Linked DNA regions of Homo sapiens: regions 1 and 2 are each linked to region 3. A link is a contact called in ENCODE Hi-C or POLR2A ChIA-PET data. All regions are on one chromosome and are shown on one strand. The core of a region is the stretch at or near the end of the contact, and the rest is flanking DNA. Distances in the headings are between cores, read along the strand shown. Region 1 has its middle 10 kb from the start of TRE-TTC2-1. Region 2 holds the start of NUFIP1 (nuclear FMR1 interacting protein 1). Region 3 has its middle 64 kb from the start of MIR8079.

Region 1 (4,060 bases), core at 878-3,377, 670 kb after region 3:
ATCCTTTAAAATTAAAAGGCTATTCAGACTACATCAGAACAGCACTGTCTTCCATTTCCTGTTCTCTTAAAGGTCAGGGTCTTTCCACTCTACCTACAAGTAAACGTTTAATCAACAGCATTTCCTAGTGATCCTGCAAACACTCATCTGCATTGCTATTAATCTTTTCCCCTATTTCCCTGGACAAAACGTTGAGCAAGGAACAGTGCTTGCCAAAGTAGAAGCAGAAATGCAAGAGAGAAGCTACGCAGCAGATGAATCCGAACCACCAGCAGCAATATTCCTATGGAAATAAACAAAGACAACTAAATGAGAAAAGTTAAAAGCGGTTTATTCAGAACTTGCCATAGCAAGGGAGCCAGCCACCATCGCTTGTGTTTTGGTGAGACTCCAAGGCAGGCAGAGGAGCGGGAAAGCTTTAAAGTGAGAAACAGGGAAGGTTTCAGGTGTGCCTTGATTGGAGGCTGTCTGCATGGGAGCAGGCTAACTAGAAGAGGAACATCTTATGGGATTTTAGTGGGGGCATATCTGGCTTTCTCTGGTTGGTCCTAAATTAAAAGTAAGAACAAAAATTAGAGGCTGGGCGTGGTGGTTCACGCCCTGTAATCCCAGCACTTTGGGAGGCCGAGGCAAGCAGATCATTTGAGGCCAGGAGTTCAAAACCAGCTTGGCCAACATGACGAAACCCCATCTCTACTAAAAATTTAAATAACTGGGCACAGTGGCGCGTGCCTATAGTTCCAGCTACTCGGGAGGCTGAGGCACAAGAATCGCTTGAACACGGGAGGCGTAGGCTGCAGTGAGCCAAGATTGTGCCACTGCACTCCAGCCTGGGCAATAGAGCAAGATCCTATATCAGGCTGGGCGCGGTGGCTCACGCCTGTAATCTCAGCACTTTAGGAGGCTGAGGCGGGGGGATCAACTGAGGTCAGGTGTTTGAGACCAGCCTGACCAATATGGTGAAACCCCGTCTCTACTAAAAATACAAAAATTAGCCTGGCTGTGGTGGCGCATGCCTGTAGTCCCAGCTATTCAGGAGGCTGAGGCAGGAGAATCGCTTGAACCCAGGAGGCAGAGGTTGCAGTGAACTGAGATCGCGCCACTGCACTCCAGCCTGGGTGACAGAGGGAGACCTTGTCTCAAAAAAAAAAAAAAGACCCTATTTCAAAAAATTAGAGGAGCTGTAAGTTATTAATCAAGTCCTGGGGCTTCTTAGTACAGAAGCTACTATTTAGCTTCCTGGATTGTTCTAGAGATAGCAGTGTGACTTCCTCCAAGTCTGACTTACAGCAGGCTGGTTTCCTGGGCTGTTTATTATGGAGATGGGGCTGTTTCCTGGGCAGGTTGCTGCAGGTTGCGGGCCAGAGCTCCATTTTTACATGTGGTCCAGCCATTGCCCATCTGTGTACACAGTCTCTCATTTCCAAGAGGGTCAGCAGTCTCACTGCAGCTTCAAAACTCCTCTGCACGACAAGATATAATCCAGCGTCCCCTCACTTCTTCCTTCCACTTACCAGTCTGCGCCCCTCTCCTAAGGCCCAACAATGCTAAATTTTCCCTTCGTTTTTTCCTCACTGTAGCATCTCTCCTACCTCACCTATTTGAGCAAGATATCTCTTTTATATTTAAAATCCTTTTGAAAATCACCTTCAGCCAGGTGCGGTGGCTCACGCCTGTAATCCCAGCACTGTGGGAGGCCGAGGCGGGTGGATCACCTGAGGTCCGCAGTTCAAGACCAGCCCAGCTAACGTGGTGAAATCCTGTCTCTACCAAAAATACAAAATTAGTCGGGCATGGTGGCAGGCGCCTGTAATCCCAGCTACAAGGGAGGGTGAGGCAGGAGAATCTCTTGAACCCTGGGAGGCGGAGGTTGCAGTGAGCCAGATCACACCACTGCACTCCAGCCTGGGCGACAGAGCAAGACTCTATCTCAAAAAAAAGAAAGAAAGAAAGAAAATCACCTTCATGCAGTCTCCGATACCAGCCCCCTCCCAAAAAACTCCGGTTCCCCTTTTCTCTCTACAGTGTTTATGGGTCCATTATTTATTTACAGGTACACATACTTATCACGGGGTATTAACATAAATAACAGTGGCTATGTTTGTTTCCCAAGATTGCTCAGAGCCTGGGATACTGCCAGAGAAGTGCTTAGTAAATGGTTCTGAAGGATAAAAGACAGAGCTATGCCTTGGAAAAACCGAGAGCAATGCCAGTCAACCAGACAGAAGAGTTTCACATCATCTGCTTAACCCTGGGTGATAGCTTTTCTCCTCAGACCTTCTTTTATTTTAAATTTAGAAACACACCAGAGGCATTTCAGAACTGTGTGCATCCTCTGCATTTGGAAAAACAGTTTCCCAGCTCTGTTTGAGGAGTGGTAAAATAATATATAACACCCAATATTATATGTATATAAACATTAAATAACATTTAATAGTTATCATAGGTGAGAATTTAATTAAATCAGTATCTGGATCTGTAAACGAAATCCAGGTACTGATTTAATTAAATTTTCACCTATGATAGCTATTAAACTAAAGCCACATGGCAATAACAAGAATGAAATCAGCCTTCCACATTTACAATCAGAACTACAAAATAAATTGAGTAAGTATAATAAAGACGAACATAACAGCATCGCAATATGACAATGCTCTTTACCTAGATTCAGATTGGCTCCTGAAACACCTCGGATCATCCATCAGGAAAGCCTGATGTGGCCTGAGCTTTTGTCCAGTACTCAGTACCAGCACTATAATAAGTTCTATTCAATTAAAATAAATATATGGCCGGGCACGGTGGCTCATGTCTGTAATCCCAGCACTTTGGGAGGCCAAGGCAGGCAGATCACCTGAGTTCAGGAATTCAAGACCAGCCTGGCCAACATAGCAAAACCCCATCTCTACTAAAAATACAAAAATTAGCCAGGCATGGTGGCACACACCTGTAATCCCAACTACTGGGGAGGCTGAGGCAGGACTACTGCCTGAACCCAGGAAGTGGAGGTTGCAGTGAGCCGAGATGGTGCCACTGCAGTCCAGCCTGGGTGACAAGAGTGAAACTCTATCTCAAAAAATAAAAAATTTAAAAAAAAAGTAAAGTAAATAAATTTTAAACCCTCCATTATAAAGCTTTCAAATACATATATGGTCAAAATCAGTTCACAGCTATTTTAAAACTGCAACAGTATGTGCACTACCGCTCTTTTTTAAGACATTCACCCAGTTTATCTGGGTTCAAATTCTAGATTCCAAAAGAATGGCCATTATGTGTAAACACCGAATCGGAAGAGTGTAAAACTATCCTGTTTATTTTATAAGTTCTGGCCGGGCACAGTGGCTCACGCTTGTAATCCCAGCACTTTGGGAGGCCAAAGCAGGCAGATCATGAGGTCAGGAGTTCGAGACCAGCTGGCCAACACAGTGAAACCCCGTCTCTACTAAAAATACAAAAATTAGCTGGGTGTGGTGGCAGGCACCTGTAATCCCAGCTACTCGGGAGGCTGAGGCAGGAGAATCGCTTGAATTCGGAAGGTGGAGGTTGCAGTGAGCCCAGATCATGCCACTGCACTCCAGCCTGGGTGACAGAGCTAGACTCCATCTCAAACAAATCAAAAAACAAAGCAAAACAATAAAACAACAAAACAAAAATTTATAAGTTCTGAGTGTTTACTCTCTGTAATTTTGATCTCCTCTGAAATCCTCTGTTGAAGATAGAAACCCATCATCTGCCTGGAACTCAGCCAATGGCCAGAAAGGATACAAATAATAAATACCACTTCTCATTTGCATACTGCTTTATAGTTTACAAATCAGTTCATGTGAAAGTCATGTGGGCCACAAATGGTGGGTGAGGCATAATCAAACATCTGCCAAGTTCTTTCTCTTACAATATGGCAGTCATTAACAGGGTGGGGGACAGACACGGGAATTTGCGCAGTTCTCTGCAAAGCCCATAAAATTGTATGCAATCTTAAAAAGTAGCCAGTGGGGCCATCTTCCCTGCAGCATATGAACATGTTTCTTTCTGCCTCCTTCCAGCATGCTCTACAAAATAGTCC
Region 2 (4,365 bases), core at 1,517-4,016, 730 kb after region 3:
AAAAAAGAAGTGGAGCCACAAGATGTGACTTGCTGCAATCTCATGGTAAACCTTTAATGGATGAGAAGTGGCTTCTTATGGATGAGGAAAGAAAGTGCTTTTTTGAGAAGGAATCTACTCCTGGTGAAGATGCTGTGAACACTGTTGAAATGACAACAAAGGATTTATAATATTATATAAACTTAGTTGATAAAGTAGCCTCGACTTCCTGGGCTCAAGGAATCCTCCTGCCTCAGCCTCCCATGCTTCTAGGACCACAGGCATTCCACCACGCCTGGCTAATTTTATTTTTTTTGTAGAGACGGGGGTCTCACTTTGTTGCCCAGGCAGGTCTCAAACTCCTGGGCTCAAGCAATCCTCTTGCCTCTGCCTCTCAAAGTGCTAAGATTAGGCTGGGTGCAGTGGCTCACGCTTGTAATCTCAGCACTTTTCGGAGGCCAAGGAGGATGGATCACTTGAGGTCAGGAGTTCGAGATAAGCCTGGCCAACATGGTGAAACCTTGTCTCTACTAAAAATACAAAAATTAGCCAGGCATGGTGGCGGGCACCTGTAGTACCAGCTGCTCGGGAGGCTGAGGCAGGAGAATCACCTCAACCTGGGAGGTGGAGGTTGCAATGAGCCAAGATCACGCCATTGCACTCCAGCCTGAGCAACAGAGACTCTGTCTCAACAAATTAAAAAAAAAAATAAATAAAGTGCCCAGATTATAGGTGTGAGCTACCCTGCTCAGCCTAAAGTATTTTTTAATCAAGGTATGTAAGTTGTTTTTTAAGACATAATGGTATTGCACACTTACTAGACTATGGTATAATGTAAAAATAACTTTTTTGCCCCATAGGATCTGCAGGAAAACATACTTTTACATGCAACGGAAAACCAAAAAAAAAATAATTGTGTGACTTGCTTTACTGCAGTGGTCTGTAACTGAACCCACAAGAGCTCCAAGGTATCCCCAGATCTAGAATCCAACTACTTCTCACCATCCCTTGGGCTTCACCCTGGTCCAAGTCTCCAATATCTCTTGTTTAGAAAAGTAACTACAATAGCTTCCTAACCGGTTTCCCTTTCAGTCAGTTCTCACCAACAGACACATTAATCCTCTTAAAACGTAAATCAGGTCATGTCAATCCGCTGTACTACCCACCTCACAACAGTAAAAGTCAAAGTCCCACGATCTACAAAGACATACCAGGTCTTACCCTCCTCCCCCATCTTCTACAATTATACTCCAGACTCAGTCCTCTGTAGCCACACTGGTTCCCATTCTGATGTATAGCTTCTAAGCCTCAAGACCTTTGCACTTGCAGTTCCTTCTGCCCGTACCCCTATTCTCCCAGTTGTATGCATGGCTGTGATCTCTCACCTCCCTAAAGTCTTCGCTCATATGTCACCTTCCTTATGACTAACAATGACATTTAAAACTGCACTACCTGGCCCGGCGTGGTGGCTCATGCCTGTAATCCCAACACTTTGGGAGGCTGAGGCGGGCGGATGCCTGAGCTCAGGAGTTAGAGACAGGCCTGTCCAACACGGGGCAACCCCCTTTCTACTAAAAATATAAAAAATTAGCCGGGTGTGGTGGCGTGGGCCTGTAGTCCCAGCTACTCAGGAGTTTGAGGCATGAGAATTGCTTGAACTCGGGAGGCAGAGGTTGCAGTGAGCCTCTCTGCAGAGACTGCATAGGCTGGAGTGAAGTAGATCGCGCTACTCTTCACTCCAGCCTGGGCGACAGAGCGACACTCTGTCTCCAAAAAAAAAGAAAAAAAGAAAATCCTGCACTACTTACCATTCTTCTTTGTTTTATCTCTCTCCATGCCACTCAACCTTCTAATGCACAATATTTTATTTTGCTTATTGTCTGTCTTCCTACACAAGAGAGATAATATTAAGCTCCATAATATTTTTTGTATGTTCTGCTCACTGCTATATACCCAGATTCTGGTACATAGTCGGAATTCAATAAATAACTGCTAAATGGAATTAACAGTCAACAGGAAAACATTCTAGTCAGACATATTTTGAGAACAAAGGATTTACAATATTATATAAACTTAGTTGATAAAGCAGCCTCGACTTCCTGGGTTCAAGGAATCCTCCTGCCTCAGCCTCCCATGCATCTGCGACCACAGGCATGCCACCATGCCTGGCTAATTTTATTTTTTTTGTAGAGACGGGGGTCTCACTTTGCTTTGAGATGCTAATGACCAGACTCCAAGAGTGCAGAGGCAAGGCAGAGTAGAGAGAGGAAGCAGAGAAAGGGGAGAGGAAAGAACGGGGGAAAAAGGTAAAGGGGTCGACTCACGTGGAAAAATAGCCTACCTGCAGGGTTGAAGGACTTCTGATGCCGAGGAAACCTATCAGAAGACTGTCTCCAATACCACGATGTGGAAGCATGGAAATTCCAAGGCTGGCCGCTGGGTTGAGGCTGAGAATCAAGGGGAGACTGGGCGTCGAAGGGGGGTTGCGCCCCGGGAAGAATCTGGGCGTCGAAGGGGGGCGGAGCCCCGGGGAGAGACTGGGCCTCCATGGGGGGCTGCGACTCAGAGGAAGGCTTTGACCCGGCTGCGGGAAGCGAGGACGTAAGTGGTGGTGGCGGTGGCGGCAGCATTGCCCAGAACATCCAGCTGTCCCGCGGCGGGGCAGTGTCGCTCAGGGGCCCTAACGTGGGAGTCAGCTCGGGAGACGCATGCCACCCGATAGGAGTCTCGAAATCACTAGTCGGCTCAGCCATACCACTGGCGGGTCCGGAGTCTAGCACGCGACTGTGGAGCAAGCATTAGGCGTCACTTCCTTTACCGTGAACTACAAGGCTCAGCCAACCACAGGCTTTACGTCATTTCTCGGCGCCGGGAAACCTGCCATTCTTCGCTGCTGATCGCGGGATTCTTTTTGGATAGGGTTGACGTTCGTGGATAGACTCATATCTGTGACCAGTGTCCGCCACCGCGGATGGCAAGAGACCTGATCGGACCGGCCCTGCCGCCCGGCTTCAAGGCCCGCGGAACAGCGGAGGACGAAGAGCGGGACCCGAGCCCTGGTAAGCGGCGGCGTCTCCGCTGCCCACCAGGCCCATCTACCCACTCCCTGGCCGGGCCCTGCTCGCTGAAGAAAGTCGGAGGCCTAGGAGGGCGGAGGAGTGGGGAGTGGGCGCGGCCTGACCCGAGAGAACTTTTCTCTTCCCAAACAGTAGCAGGGGGGAGGAGGCTGGGGGACCCTCCTAGAAACGAGCTTTGGCGTGGTTTGGCTTCGTGATGATAATACATTCTCATTTAGCCTTAATATGAGCTGCACGCTGCCCTAACTGACTGATACCCACTCAGTCATTTAAGCCGTATAAGAAAAAAACTATTTTCCCATGTTGCAAATGGGTACGCCCAAGCCCATGCCAGTGTCTAGATCATACTGCTAGCAAGTGATGGAGCGCGACTTAGAAGGAAGCGGTTCTCTTAACCTCTGTGCCATATTGCCTTCTGATTACAAGAACCTTGCAGATCCTGTTCTCTCCAGCCCCCGACCTGCCTTCCTAGCCTCTCATTCTGTTATTGCATCTGACAAACACAGCCCAATACTCAATCCAGTCTGAGTTGCTGCGCAATTCCTTAACGCTCTAGGCTTCTGGGCTTCCTCTGGTTGCATTCCTAAACATAACTGACAAACTTCTCCCCATCCTTCAAGGCCCAACTTAAATGTCACACCAATAAAACCTTTCCAGATTCCCCGAAGCATTGTCATGCCTTTCTTTTTGCCCTCGGGTTTTTTCCTAATTACATTGCATATTTAGTACACTGTATTTGAATAATTTGTCGACATAATCTGTCTCCACCATTGCACTATGGTCTTCTACCTGAACACGCAACAGGCACTTGGTATATACGAAACGAATGCTTCTCGGATTCCGGCATGCATACCTATCTGCTTTAATGTTTATTCACATTTGTAGACTAGCACCGACACCCAGTTGGAGAAGAGTAAAGCTGAAAGAGTAACCCTGCCATTTCTGAATCTAATTTTTCTTCCTGGTCTACCCGGAGGCTATGTTTCTACTACAGGCCCCTTTCCAATATAATTTCTGTCATAACCACTTTAAAAATTATGCCTTCCAGCTGAGCGAGGTGGCACAAGCCTGTAATCTCAGCACTTTGAGAGGCTGAGACGGGGCGGATCACTTGAACTCAGGAGTTCAAGACCAGCCTGGCCAACATGTTGAAACCCCATCTCTACTAAAAATACAAAAATTAGCCGGGCGTGGTGGCGGGCGCCTGTAATCCCAGCTGCTCTGGAGGCTGAGGCAGGAGAATCGCTTGAACCCAGGAGGCGGAGGTTGCAGTGAGCCGAGAGTGCCACTGCGCTCCAGCCTGGGCGAC
Region 3 (4,145 bases), core at 743-3,242:
CAGTAGTCTCCCTTTATTCTTGCATGTTAGTTACCCATGGTCAACTATGGTCCAAATATATTAAATGAAAAATTCCAGAAATAAATAACTCATAAGTTTTAAATCGCATGACACTCTGAGTGTCGTGATGAAATCTCACACCATCCTGCTCCATCCCCCCAGGAACGTGAATCACTATTTTGTCCAGGGTGTATCCACACTATGTATGCTGCCCACCCATTAGTCACTCAGTTATCAGATCCAATGTCACATCACCGTGCTTGTATTCAAGTAACTTTTATTTTACTTAATAATGGCCCCAAAGTACAAGAATAGTGAGGCTGGCATATTGTTGTAACTGTTCTATTTTATTATTAGTTGTTGTTAATCTCTTCCTGTGTCTAATTTATAAACTAAACTATATTCTAGGTATATATGTATGTATAGGACAAAACATGATATATATGGGAGAATCTTAATTTTAATAGGGTGACAATGCAACCATCCCTAAGAAAGGAATCATGGCTCTCTTTCATTCCCCTTTGCTAGATACTTACTGCTATGAACTGAAAGTTTTTGTCCAAACCAAAATTCATATGTTGAAATCTTATCACCAAGGTGGTGGTATTAGAAGGTGAGGCCTTTGGGAGGTGATTAGGTCATAAGCGTGGAACCCTCATGAATGAGATTAGTGTCCTTACAAAAGAGGCCCCAGAGAGCCACCTTGCCCCTTCCACCATGTAACGGCACAGCAAGATGGCGCCATCTATGAACCTGGAAACGCACCCTCACCACACACCAAATCTGCTGGTTCCTTGATCTTAGATTTCCCAGCCTCCCTTCTTACCAATACATTTCTGTTGTTTATAAATTACCCACTCTACAGTATTTTGTTATAGTAGACCAAATGGACTGAGAAGGAAATATAAAAAAAAAGTATTGAGGGCTTTAGAAAAGACTTTTGTTTCTTAAAAAATAAAAATCTAGAGCCTAATAAAGAGAAGATTTGCCCTTATGATGCTCATGCAAGGACGGAAACCACCAATAAGCACCCTAAAACCAAGAAGCATGAGGACAAAAGCCAGCAGCATGGAGCATGGCAATGGAGAGGCTGGGAAAGCCTGGAAAGATAACCAAGTCAGCCAACAAACTCCGGGGCCACTTACATCCAGACTTTTTAAGGAAATAAAAAGTGCATTTACGAGTTTATTTACTTATAGTCCTTAGTCAAGTGTTCTGTTCCTAAGTGAAACAGAAAGCGGCCTTGAAGGAAAGGAGCTTAATGACGCTAGATCCAGATCTTGTAGTCAACATTAAAACCCCTCTCTCTGCAGTCTCATGGCGACTGTACCTCATTCTGCCTGATGTTTCCAAGACAGCTGTTTACATAACTTTCTTCTTCCCCTTTTCATAACCACTGCCCCCGCCCCCATGTCACCAATGATAAGAAGGCAGAGAGTTTGTCTGAATCATTTTTGTACCCACCACTTTCCCCCACCCCTGCCTGCTATAGATGACTCATTATACCATTTCTATCTTGAATTGTCATTCCCATTACAGGCAGAGAGGACAAAACACAACCACATGCACACACTTTTACACACACAGAACCATATATGTTTATCGACCTGATACAGGGAAATCAGTGGGCTACGGGTGCTGTCCCCCCATTTGAAATCTAAGCATGCCAAGAAGAAGGCAGAGAGGTGAAAGAAAGTGGAGAGAGATTGAATGAAAGAAACTGAGGAGCAAAGGAAGAGAGAGAGAGAAAGAGAGAAAATAACACCACACAGCAGCAGCTCCAGGGCTTGACATCAGCGAGATTTACTGCACTAATATGCCTAGCTGCCTGCCATAATTAGTTTCTGTAAAAACCCTATCTTCTCGCTCAGATTCAATTAAATCATACGGTGTTTATTCGCAAGATTTCTTATTCCACGATGGGAGGGCTGGCAGGACCCCAAGCTCAGCTCACCCACCTGTTCCTTGCCTGGCACTATTTCTGTATCAGTCACGTTTTCAGGTGGTCAGGCAGCCAGGGGATGAATGGGTGAGTGTTTGTGCTCGGAGATACAGGAAGACACCACACACAGCAGCCAGGGCCCTGAATGATGTCATTTTCTTCATGGCTTAAAAGGAAAACATGCACCAGAAATGGGTACCAGAGTGATAGTGAACCTGGTGTCTGATCCTAACACTGGTTATTTTTAAACCCCCTTGTGTCAAGGAGGCAAAACCAGAGTGATGGTTATTAAAAGTCATTTTAAGAACAGGCTCTAGGCTTGTTAGAGAAAATCCTAACAAACCTAGGCTATAAGATAGCAAAACATCTGATTCAGGGAATTGCTCTGTGTGGGATTTCCTGGTCACTCTCCAGGGGTGACTTGGACGGAATGCACTATATGTGCTGCCCTCCATTGCCCTTGGGGTGAAAAAACAGCCCCTCAAAATGCCACCAGTGTAAGAGATATGCATGTGGGGAGGCTATGGGGAGGAGAAGAGAGTCCTGCTCCTAATGAAAAAACAGATTTCTGCATGACACCACGCTCAGCTGCAAGAGCAGTTTTTTCCTCCTGAAGCTGAAATCAATATTAAATTAAATCTGTGTGCTTTGTCTCCATGAATAACTTTCTAACATTCTACATTGGCCAATCAGAATCCCTTCACCCTTGTCAATTCCACTTGGGTAACTTTTTTTTTTTTTTTACTCTGTTTCTTTGCCACCAAACTGCGTGTTCCCATAGGAAAGACACAGCATAACGCATCAGTTGCTCCTTGCTACTAAACAGTTGGTGGGAAAACTAAAATCTGCAGGGAAGAAGAGTAAGATAATTTTTTAACTCTTCAAGGGCACATTTCCTGTTAACCAGCTCTGTCCCCTGGGACAAGTGTGTTAAATGAATATTGACTTGGGGAAGAATCTGGGATCAAATAGGATTCTGAGCCTGTGAAGATGCTTCTCTCTCCTCATCCCCATGCTGGTGGGTGATTTTTTTAAGGTCTTCATCTTCTAATTCCCCTATTTCAACTGTTTGAATCTTTCTGGGAGACTGATTCTTCATTGAGGCTGCACTTGAGAACATGACATAAAACCATAATTTTAAAAGCACTCTAAGACTTGATACAATGAAATCAACTTAAATGTAATTATTTCTTTCCAGGATATTCTTTTTTTTTTTTTTTTTTTGCCTTTTTAAATCATTGCAGTTCTTTTCTGCTAATCTCTAACATCCCTATTCCATGACCCCCCACCAATAAATCCTAGTTTTGCTTCCTCCTTGGCCTGACTTTTGCTTGTTACCCGGAAGCATAAAAGCATCTCAAGTTTAAAAGACGTGTGGTCAGAAGCAAAGAAAAGACCCACCAAAGATGATGTCAATTAAGTCTAGCAGAAGCATTTCTTTCCATGAAAGCACACAGCCCCTAGCATCTGGGGGGAGAAGCTAACATGGTTGAGTCCCTACTGTATGGCAAGCATCTTCAATTAATCGAGACAACAACTTGCAATGCAGTGGTTATACTTGGTAAGTGAGGAAGCTGATGTTTGGAAAGGTGAAGCAACTTTTAGCCCGGTGACAAGCAAAGACTCAACCCTTGCCAGTAGAATTCCCAAATCTGATATACTGCTTGTATATTGGCAGTGAAACATATTCCCTACTCTCCCTACACATCTCCACTATTCACAACCCTCAATCCCTTCCTGAGGTGCTGAGCACAGTGAGTGCACCATCCAACCAGAAGCAACAGCTGTGGAAAGAGCCTTTGGAGGGGCTGGCATCAATCAAAGTCCAGGCATAAACCTCAACAACACAGGACAGCATATCTAGGCTGTAGGACACCCAGATTGCTGAATCTCCTTGGTGACTATTGAATAAATGTCCATCAAGAAGAGGAAGGGGAGATTATCACCCCCTAGAGGATAGACCAGCAGTCACTGTTTAATACCAAAATGACCCCCTGCTCCATGTGGTCCTGGCCAATGGCACCAAAAGGTCTTAACAGGCCTTGCATTATCCCTTGGTCCTGTGATTCTAAACCAAGAGACCCTTGATCTCTGTCCAACTAGAAAACAAGAAATTCATAATATGCCAAGAATACGACTGTCTACTTCATTATTTGACATTAGGAGAGACAGAAGATTCAATTCTATGCCTGTCTTCAACTTG

Evidence for each region. A loop is a pair of places that touch in the nucleus more often than their neighbours do. ChIA-PET counts read pairs that join two places held with the same protein, here RNA polymerase II (POLR2A). Pooled maps may share reads with other maps.
Region 1: POLR2A ChIA-PET joins it to region 3 with 12 read pairs in WTC11. The contact joins two enhancer-like sites. A Hi-C loop is called at or near these places in 7 of 168 maps with a recorded cell type or tissue (B cell, CD4-positive, alpha-beta T cell, CD4-positive, alpha-beta memory T cell and 2 more), 4 of 37 single-sample maps with no recorded cell type and 13 of 50 pooled maps. POLR2A ChIA-PET finds 5 or more read pairs at or near these places in 2 of 52 experiments (OCI-LY7 and WTC11).
Region 2: a pooled map shows a loop between it and region 3 (5-fold over the local background). The contact joins the promoter of NUFIP1 here to the enhancer-like site in region 3. A Hi-C loop is called at or near these places in 1 of 168 maps with a recorded cell type or tissue (PC-9), 1 of 37 single-sample maps with no recorded cell type and 4 of 50 pooled maps. POLR2A ChIA-PET finds 5 or more read pairs at or near these places in 1 of 52 experiments (GM10248).

The regions. Positions count from the first base shown.
Region 1 is chr13:44,926,009-44,930,068 of GRCh38, forward strand. No RefSeq gene overlaps it. Among named protein-coding and RNA genes, the nearest start is that of TRE-TTC2-1, 10 kb to the left of the region's middle. Within about 2 kb of position 2,128, at least 2 of the 41 ENCODE cell types and tissues checked have a DNase peak (open chromatin) inside an H3K27ac peak, as active enhancers do.
Region 2 is chr13:44,986,705-44,991,069 of GRCh38, forward strand. NUFIP1 (nuclear FMR1 interacting protein 1) reads right to left here and starts at 2,767. Exons shown (of 10, transcript NM_012345.3): 1 at 2,321-2,767. The coding sequence starts at 2,732. GPALPP1 (GPALPP motifs containing 1) reads left to right here and starts at 2,834. Exons shown (of 8, transcript NM_018559.5): 1 at 2,834-3,038. The coding sequence starts at 2,951. RefSeq lists enhancers at 2,305-2,943, 2,568-2,637, 2,828-3,017, 2,944-3,580.
Region 3 is chr13:44,257,804-44,261,948 of GRCh38, forward strand. No RefSeq gene overlaps it. Among named protein-coding and RNA genes, the nearest start is that of MIR8079, 64 kb to the left of the region's middle. Within about 2 kb of position 1,993, at least 16 of the 41 ENCODE cell types and tissues checked have a DNase peak (open chromatin) inside an H3K27ac peak, as active enhancers do.